2 separate regions of the Homo sapiens genome follow, and region 1 is linked to region 2. Evidence: chromatin contacts called from ENCODE Hi-C or POLR2A ChIA-PET data. All regions are on one chromosome and are shown on one strand. The core of a region is the stretch at or near the end of the contact, and the rest is flanking DNA. Distances in the headings are between cores, read along the strand shown. Region 1 overlaps ADGRE1 (adhesion G protein-coupled receptor E1). Region 2 overlaps INSR (insulin receptor).

What was found. Hi-C counts contacts between places; a loop is a spot of excess contacts on that map. ChIA-PET counts read pairs that join two places held with the same protein, here RNA polymerase II (POLR2A). Pooled maps may share reads with other maps.
Region 1: a pooled map shows a loop between it and region 2 (2.1-fold over the local background). The contact joins two enhancer-like sites. A Hi-C loop is called at or near these places in 2 of 50 pooled maps. POLR2A ChIA-PET finds 5 or more read pairs at or near these places in 2 of 52 experiments (A673 and PC-3).

What each region holds. Positions count from the first base shown.
Region 1 is chr19:6,889,635-6,894,259 of GRCh38, forward strand. ADGRE1 (adhesion G protein-coupled receptor E1) reads left to right here. Exons shown (of 21, transcript NM_001974.5): 2 at 847-909. Among named protein-coding and RNA genes, the nearest start is that of ADGRE1, 4.4 kb to the left of the region's middle. Within about 2 kb of position 2,502, at least 4 of the 41 ENCODE cell types and tissues checked have a DNase peak (open chromatin) inside an H3K27ac peak, as active enhancers do.
Region 2 is chr19:7,193,647-7,198,327 of GRCh38, forward strand. All of the region lies in intron 2 of INSR (insulin receptor), which reads right to left. Among named protein-coding and RNA genes, the nearest start is that of INSR, 98 kb to the right of the region's middle. RefSeq lists enhancers at 3,690-3,889, 3,702-4,538 and a silencer at 4,370-4,681. Within about 2 kb of position 3,230, at least 11 of the 41 ENCODE cell types and tissues checked have a DNase peak (open chromatin) inside an H3K27ac peak, as active enhancers do.

The DNA.
Region 1 (4,625 bases), core at 1,252-3,751, 300 kb before region 2:
GCCTAGATCACGCTACTGCACTCCAGCCTGGTGACAGAGTGAGACTCCATCTCAAAAAAAAAAAAAAAAAAAAAAAGGAAAGAAAAACGAATTGCCCTACCCTCTCATGAAATGTTAATACTACAGATATACTGTATACCTATATATGTATTTTCTATATATACATATGTATCTTATACATAAAAGAGTAAGCTTAAAAAGATCTCTTCCTGAGAACCAAGTTTGGGTCCTTAGAGGATATATCACCCCTTTTGAGAATGCATGCTTTAATGTATGTTTTTGAAAATCAGCTAGAACTTTTTTTTTTAGACAGGGTCACCTAGGCTGGAGCGCAGTGGCATGATCTTGGCTCACTGCAGTCTCTATCTCCTGGGCTCAAGCAATCCTTCCACCTCAGCCTCCTGAGTAGCTGGGGCTACAAGTTGTCACCACCACCCAGCTAATTTAAAAAATTTTTTTTTTGTAGAGACAAAGTCTCACTGTGTTGTCCAGGCCGGTGTCAAACTGCTGGTCTCAAGTGATCCTCCCACCTTGGCCTCCCGAAGGGCTGGGATTATAGGTGTGCACCACAGTGCTTAGCCTGGAACTATTTAATCAAAAAGAAAAAGAAGATAAAGACAGACAAAATGAAAAGCAAAAGCAAAGTACAGAAAACCAGGAATGGTCATTGTTAAGCTTATGCAAAATAGTGTATGTTTGTTCCTTAACTAGGTTTGTCATCTAGCCTCTTCAAACCTATTTCTGTGGGGCCAAGCCAGGAGTAATTTTGCAGGTTGAGCCCAAAAGGTTTTTTTTTTTTTTTTTTTTTTTGGTGGTTCATGGTGTTTTTCTTTTCTTTCTTCACAGGATGTTGTGTTATGCACAGCTGGGAAGGGCACATAAGACCCACACGGAAACCAAACACAAAGGGTAAGTTGGCCAGAGAGAATGCAGATGCCTGAAGGGGTAGAGAAAGTTTTCTCCCCGGGGAAACATCCCAGGAAGCTGAGCCTCATCCAGATGCTTGCTGGGAGCTAGTTAGCGGCAGAGCAAGGGTTAACATGCAAGTCTCCTGATTCTCACTTCAGGCTCTTTCCTTTGTGCTTAGAATTGCTGTGTGATCTCAGATAAGTCACATAACCTCTCTGAACTTCAGTTTCCCAAGCTGTGAAATACAGATAACAATAGGGATGTTGTGAAACTTTAATTCAAAGAGGTAGCTTTGGAAACCACCTGGTATGTAGTATGAGCTTTATAAATGGTAGTGTAGTGAGAGTAGGGATGGAATTTACTCAAACTACAACTCAATGTGCAAAAAAAAAGTGACTTCTTTATGTTTTGTTAAATACTCTCATCTACATAAACTCTTGCTGGATAAAGGAAGAAAGACATTGTCAGTTCGTAGTTGTTGATATGGTTTGGCTATGTCCTCACCCAAATCTCACCTTAAATTGTAAGAATCCCCACGTGTCAAGGGCGGGGCCAGTTGGAGATAATTGAATCATGGGGGATGGTTTCCCCCATACTGTTCTCGTGGTAGTGAGTAAGTCTCACGAGATCTGATGGTTTTATAAATGGGAGATCCCCGCACAAGCTCTCTTGCCTCCTGCCATGTAAGTAAGACATAATTTTGCTCCTCATGATTGTGAAGCCTCCCCAGCCATGTGCAACAGTGAGTCAAATTAAACCTCGTTCCCTTATAAATTACCTAGTCTCGGGTATGTCTTTATTAGCAGCATGAAAACAGACTAATACAACTGTTCCCAGTGTCTCTGTTTCCTGGTTCTTCTTTGGGCAACTTAGCAACTTGGTCTATATTGTGTTAACAGCTCATCTTTCACATTTTTTTTTTTTTTTTGAGATAGATTCTCGCTCTGTTGCCCAGGCTGGAGTGCAGTGGTGCGATCTCGGTTCACTGCAAGCTCCGCCTTCCAGGTTCACGCCATTCTCCTGCCTCAGCCTCCCGAGTAGCTGGGACTACAGGCGCCCGCCACCACGCCTGGCTAATTTTTTTGTATTTTTAGTAGAGACGGGGTTTCACTAGAAACCAGGCTGGTCTTGAACTCCTTAGGTGATCTGCTCACCCCAGCCTTCCGAAGTGCTGGGATTACAGGCATGAGCCACTGCGCCTGGCCCCTTTGTAGGACTTTTTCAAAAGGGCTTTATTGAGATGGTTGGGAAAATTTTCTCAAGGAAGTGATGTTCCAGTGGACTTAAAGGATGGATGAATTGATGTTACCCAGGCAAAGGGGCAGGGTGGGATAGGGCATGTCTGGTGGCCAGAACGGTGGGTGCAAAGGTCCTGAGGTTGGAAAGAATTTGGAGGACCGAGCGAAGGTGAGTGTGACTGATGACACAGGGCAGGAGATGAGATGGGGAGGTGGACAGGTACCTAGTCCCACAAGACCGGGTTGTTACTCTGACCTTGGTGGGTTTCAGTTGTGAGGGAGAGGGCTAGTGGAAGAGAATGATGGGAAACTTACAGCATTAAGAGACCACAAGTGATAAAATGCCGGAAGTCTGCATAGAGAAATGTTGCCTCTACAGATGAAAGAGGAAGCTGGAAATGAGAAGAGAGATACCATCTGAGGCCTCATGCAGGGAAGGGAAATAAACAAGGCACATTATAGGAGCAAAGAACGTAGATCTCAAAACCAAATGTGTAACAAAAACAGGGTGAATAATGTCACAATCACGATAATCCATTCCTTCTGTTTTTATGATACTTTTTAGTTTTTCCATACTCCTAATTGATGTTGGCATTATCGTTGGTTCCTCTCTTTTCACTCCTCACATCCAATCCATCGGCAAATTTTGTTAGTGTTGCTTTAAAAAAATCCTGAATTGCATTCCCTTCATTGATTCCCTCTGGGTTGTATCTACTGACATCTTTCACCTGGACAAGTGCAGTCACCCCCTCCTTGGTCAGTTTATTTCTGATCTTCTATAGTTCGTCTTCCAACCAGTGGCCAGAAGGCTCATGTTAAAACCTTATGTTGTGTCCCTACTCTGCTCGAAATCCTCCCATGACTCCCATCTTTCTTTGATAAAAAACCCAACTCCACTATTCACAATAGTCAAGATATGGAATCCACCTCAGTGTCCGTCAACAGATGAATGGTTGAACTCAATGTGGTCTGCATACACAACGGATTGCTATTCGGCCATAAAAAGAATGACATTCCACAATTTGCAGCAACATGGATGAAACTGGAGGTCATTAAGTGAAACAAACCAGGCACAGAAAGACAAATGTCACATGTCCTGACTCATAGGTAGTTGCCCTACTGTGCTACTGAGCACTCGATCTCATTCCTTCCATCTAACTGTGGTTTTTGTACCAACCAGTCAATCCCTCTTTATCCCCCTTCCCCACTATCCTTTCCAGCCTCTGGTAATTGTCATTCTGCTCTCTACCTCCATTAGATAATGATGATGATGATTTTTAGCTCCCACGTAGGAACGAGAACATGCAATATTTGTCTTTCTGTGTCTGGTTTATTTCACTTAACATAATGTCCTCCAGTCCTCCAGTTCCATCCATGTTTCTGCAAAGGATGGGATTTCATTCTTTCTTTCTTTTTTTATTTTTTATTTTTTTGAGACGGAGTTTTGCTCTTGTTGCCCAGGCTGGAGTGCAATGGCGCAATCTTGGGTCACCACAACCTCCGCCTCCCCAGTTCAAGTGATTCTCCTGCCTCAGCCTCCTGAGTAGTTGGGATTACAGGCATGAACCACCATGCCTGGCTAATTTTTTTTTATTTTTAGTAGAGACGGGGGCTTCTTCATGTTGGTCAGGCTGGTCTCGAACTCCCGATCTCAGGTGATCTGCCCGCCTTGGCCTCCCAGTGTGCTGGGATTACAGGCGTGAGCCATCACGCCTGCCCGATTTCATTATTTCTTATGGCTGAATGATATTCTATTGAGTACATATACGACATCTTCCTCACCCATTCATCCACTGATAGACACTTAGGTTGATTCCATCTCTTGCATGTACTTTGGATTTTGAAAGGTCTGGCTCTGCTGCTCTCCAGCAGATGTGGTTGTGTGTCTTTGGGTAAGTCACTCAACCTCTCTGAGTCATGTTTTATTTTCACATATGGGTATTGGGAATGGTGCCCATTTCCTGTGGCTGCTGTAACAAATTGCCACAAACTTGGTCGCTTAAAACAAAAAAAACTTACCTATCATTCTGGAGGTCAGAAGTCTGAAATGGGTCCCACTGGGCTAAAATAGAGGCAATGGCAGGGCTGCGTTCCTTCTGGATGCTGTACGGAAGAACTATTTTCTTACTTTTTCCTGTATCTAGGGTCAACCATGTTTCTTGGCTCATGTCCCCTTCCCCCAACTTCAAAGCCAGCAGTGGCTGGCCAGCTCTTTCTTACATCACATCACTCTGACAATGCTTTTCTTGGTTTCAGCTTTCACTTATAAAGACTCTTGTGGTTACATTCATTGCCCCTGGATGATCCAAGATAATATGCCCATCTTGAGATCAGCATGATTAGCAACCTTAATTCCATCTGCAACCTTAATTCCTCCTTCGCCATGGACCATAACATATTCACAGGTTCCAGGGATTAGGACATGGTCCTCTTGGAAGGGTCTGTTATTCTGCCTGCCACAAGGATGACAGCAGCAAG
Region 2 (4,681 bases), core at 1,980-4,479:
TGACATATATTTGGAAATACATATTTTTTTCAAGTAGCTTCTTCTTTCATTTATTTATTTAGAGACAGTGTCTCACTCTGTCGCCCAGGCTGGAGTGCAGTGGCATGATCTTGGTTCACCGTAACCTCCGCCTCCCAGGTTCAAGTGCTCCTCCTACCTCAGCCTCCTGAGTAGCTGGGACTACAGGCGTACACCACCATGCTTGGCTAATTTTTGTATATGTATATATACATTTGGTAGAGATGAGGTCTCACAATATTGCCCAGGCTGGTCTTGAACTCCTAGGCTCAAGAGATCCGCTCTCCCCGAGCTCCCAAACTGGGCATAGGCGTAAGCCACAATGCCCAGCCAGGAAATACATTTTTCAAAAGCCTCTGCTAGACAGTAAACAATGTTATTGATCAGTTACATGATTCTACTCCCAAATATTCTAATAATGACAGGCATCGGTGAGAGCTTTTACAAAGGTTCTCTTAAAATCATCTTTGTTGGCTGGGCATGGTGGCTCACGCCTGTAATCCCAGCACTTTGGGAGGCTGATGCAGGAAGATCACTTGAGGTCAGGAGTTCGAGACCAGCCTGGCCAACATGGTGAAACACTCTCTATTCAAAATACAAAAATTAGCTGGGCGTGGTGGTAGGCACCTATAATCCCAGCTACTTGGGAGGCTGAGGCAGGAGAATTGCTTGAACCCAGGAGGCAGTCGTTGCAGTCAGCCAAGATCGTGCCACTGCACTCCAGCCTGGACGACAGAATGAGACTTCATCTCAAAAAAAGAAAAAAAAATTATCTTTGCCTTATTACAAAATCAATATGGGGCTCAGGGGTGAAGTGTGGAGTGTGTTTTAATAATAGCTTTGCTTTTTTTTTTTTTTTTTTTTTTGAGACAAAATCTCTTTCTGTCACCCAGGCTGGAGTGCAGTGGTGCAATCTTGGCTCACTGTAACCCCCATGTCCTGGGTTCAAGCGATTCTCCTGCCTCAGCCTCCTGAGTAGCTGGGATTACAGGCACACGCCACCACACCAACTGATTTTTTTTTTTTTTTTTTTTTTAGTGGAGAAGCGGTTTCACCATGTTGGCCAGGCTGGTCTCAAACACGTGACCTCCGTCTGCCTTGGCCTCTTAAAGTGCTGGTACAGGTGTGAGCCACCGCGCCAGGCCAGCTTTGCTCTTTTATGGACTATTCAACAAATTGTTAGCATTTCTCTTTTTTCTTTTTTTCATTCAACAAACACATGTCGAATGTCCCAGTGTGCCAAATCATAGGAAACCTGTTCTCGTATTAAATGAAAAAGCATCAGAACATAGATGACACAAAAACCCCATCCCCTGTCCTCGAGACATCCAGGTTTAGCATTGTCCTCAGCCCCCAGCAGCATCCCCTCCTGCAGGGGGAAAAGAAAAGGAAAAAATCCCACAGTACTAGAAAATGGCAAGAGTAAATCTTGTTGTGGGAAACTTTTCATTCAGGTATATGCATGTCTTGGGTACTGAGCCTTACGGGAAATGTATTTCTTCTTAAAAATTCTAGTTAAAAATACTTCAAGTAACATTGCCCACAATAGTGGGACAAGGCAACAACACGTACTTCCCATTATGAGGCAATGAAAAAGACAAAATATTTGTGTAGCTTTCTTTCCATATATTACTAACCCTAGCTTGAGGTCATTCGATAAAATAACTGGCCTGTGCTCTTCAAAACTGCCAATGTTGGCCAGGTGTGGTGGCTAACACGTGTAATCCCAGCACTTTGGGAGGCTGAGGCAGGAAGATCACTGGAGATCAGGAGTTCGAGACCAGCCTGGCCAACATGGTGAAACCCTTTCTCTACTAAAAACACAAAAATTAGCTGGGTGTGGTGGCGCATGCCTGTAATCCCGGCTACTTGGGGGCTGAGGCAGGAGAATCACTTGAACCCAGGAGACAGAGGTTGCAGTCAGCCAAGATCTCACCACTGCACTCTAGCCTGGGTGACAGAGTAAGACTCCGCCTCAAAAAAAAATAAAAATAAATAAATAAATAAATAAATAAAAGCCAATGTTGGGAAAGACACAGAAAACTGAGGAATTGTGCGGACTTAAGAGACAGCAGCATTCAAATGCAAAGTGTGATCCTAGATTGGAACCTTCGCCTAGGAAAAAAAATCTATATAGGGCAATATTGAGACAACAGATAAGATTATAGAAGACATTGGATTAAAATACTGTATCAATGTTAATTTCCTGATTTTGACAACGGCACCAGTACCATCATTATGTAAGAGAACTTTCTTTCTTTTCTTTCTTTTTTTTTTTTTTTTTGTTTGAGACGGAGTTTCGCTCTTGTTGCCCAGGCTGGAGTGCAATGGCACCATCTCGGCTCACTGCAACCTCTGCCTCCCAGGTTCAAGCGAACCTCCTGCCTCAGCCTCCCGAGTAGCTGGGATTACAGGCATGTGCCACCACGCCTGGCTAATTTTGTATTTTTAGTAGAGACGGGGCTTCTCCAAGTTGGTCAGGCTGGTCTCGAACTCCTGACCTCAGGTGATCCGCCCGCCTCAGCTTCCCAAAGTGCTGGGATTACAGGCATGAGCCACCACGCCTGGCCTCAGAACTTTCTTGTTCTTAGGAAATATCCACTGAAGAATTAAGGAGTATGTATCATGCCTGCAACTAACTCTCAAATAGTTCAGGGGAAAAAAATGTATATAATGTGTGTGCATAAATATATTAGAAAGGTAATAAAACAAGTAGAATAAAACGTAAACAATTGATTGATCTAGATATAATCTTGCAATTTTTCCGTAAGCTTGAAACGACATCAAAACAAAAAGCGACCAATTTGTCCAAAGCAAGGTTAAAAGCCAGAGAAATAGGAGACGCAGCGCTGCATTGTTAAATGACTTGCGCACAAAAATCCAGTCACTCTGACACTTTTTTGTTTGCCTCCCTTTTAAAGTTCAAATTAGTTTGGGTTTTTCTTAATTAAGAAGGTATGTGATAAAAAACAAAACAGAAAATACAGAAACCACCATTAAATGATTCGATAGCTCCACATATGTTAATAACATTTTGTTACATTCTTTCCAAAGCTTAAAACTTTCCGAAGTTTAAAAAAAACTTAAAAAAAAAAAGTTTAAAAACCTTTCCAAAGTTTAAAAAAAAAATACTCAAGATTTATGATTCCAAAAATTACTGCTTTCCAGAAATTTCCAAACGGAACAGTTGCGTCATGGGCCTGCTGGTACATTGACCACAGGGCCCCGCGGCTCTCCCTATAAGTGTGAGTTTTATAAACTCCTTAAAGTAATTTATTTTGTTTCCATTCAAGGCCTTTCTCTCCCACACTGGCCCCAGACCCTGACCTCAGAGGTTCGAGTCCCCGGAGCCAAATTCCTCTAGTTGGAATCTAGTAAATGATTTAATGGCAAAGGGGCAGGGGTTGGGGGCAGCCAAGGAGGTGAACTTTTGACAGCTTCGTGGTCAGCAGCGACGACCGCAGGAGCGCGTGTCCTTGAAGCGGGGAAGCGCCCCTTTTCCTTGCCTGACAATACCGCCCCACACGCGATGACGCCTTTGGAATAGAACTGCGCAGCTCTTTGGAGACATACGGCGCATATAGAGGCTAGAAAGGGAACAGAGTACCAGAGGGCCTTCCCGCTTCGGGAGCCGCAGGCTTCTTCTCTTCGGAGAGAGAGTGAGTGAGTGAGTAAGCGAGTGAGTGAGTGAGTGGGGAGGGAGTGAGTCCGTCCACGGGGGCGGGCCCTCTCCATGCTGCGGATCTCTTAGGAGATATACTGCGCACGCAGAGGCCCGGAAGGAGGCGGGGTCCCAGGGGTCTCCTCGCTAGAGCAGCCCCAGGATTGGCAGGTTCCAGAGTGGGAGTGGGGGTGTGTGTGTGTGTGTGTGTGTGTGTGTGTCAGGTTCCAGAGTGGGAGTGTGTGTGTTTGGGTGTGTGTGTGTGTGTGTGTGTCAGATTCCAGAGTGGGAGTGTGTGTGTGTTTGGCAGGTTCCAGAGTGGGAGTGTGTGTGTGTGTTTGGCAGGTTCCAGAGTGGGAGTGTGTGTGTGTGTTTGGCAGGTTCCAGAGTGGGAGTGTGTGTGTGTGTGTGATTGGCAGGTTCCAGAGTGGGAGTGTGTGTGTGTGTGTGTGTGTGTCCCCAGGATTGGTCGGTTCCAGAGTGGGAGAGAGAGCGAGAGAGAGAGAGAACGAGAGAGAGAGAGAGAGAACGAGAGAGAGTGTGTGCGCGTGTGTGTCTGTGCAGCCCCAGGATTGGTCGGTTCCAGAGTGAGAGTGTGTGTGTGTGTGTGTGTGTGTGTGTGTCCCCATGGTGGGAGTGTGTGTGTGTCCCCATGGTGGGAGTGTGTGTGTGTCCATGGTGGGCGAGCGTGTGTGTGTGTCCATGATGGGCGTGTGTGTGTGTCTGCGTGTGTGCCCGTGTCTGCGTGTGTGCCCATGGGGGCGAGGGAGGGAGCCCTAGGCGCTCAAGGCTCCGCCCCCTCGAGCCGGAGGCCTCAGCGCAGCACAAAGCCCGGGGCGCACTCCGCTCCGGGGAATCCGGCCCCGGCGGTTGCGGCGGCCGCAGCGCCGCCCTCGCGCTCAGCCAATGGGCGGGCGTGCTGCAGGGGCGCTGGCCCCGCCCCCCGGGTGCGCCGGGCTCCGCTCCCCAGACTGGCGCTCGGGCAGTGGCCGCCGCCGGGCG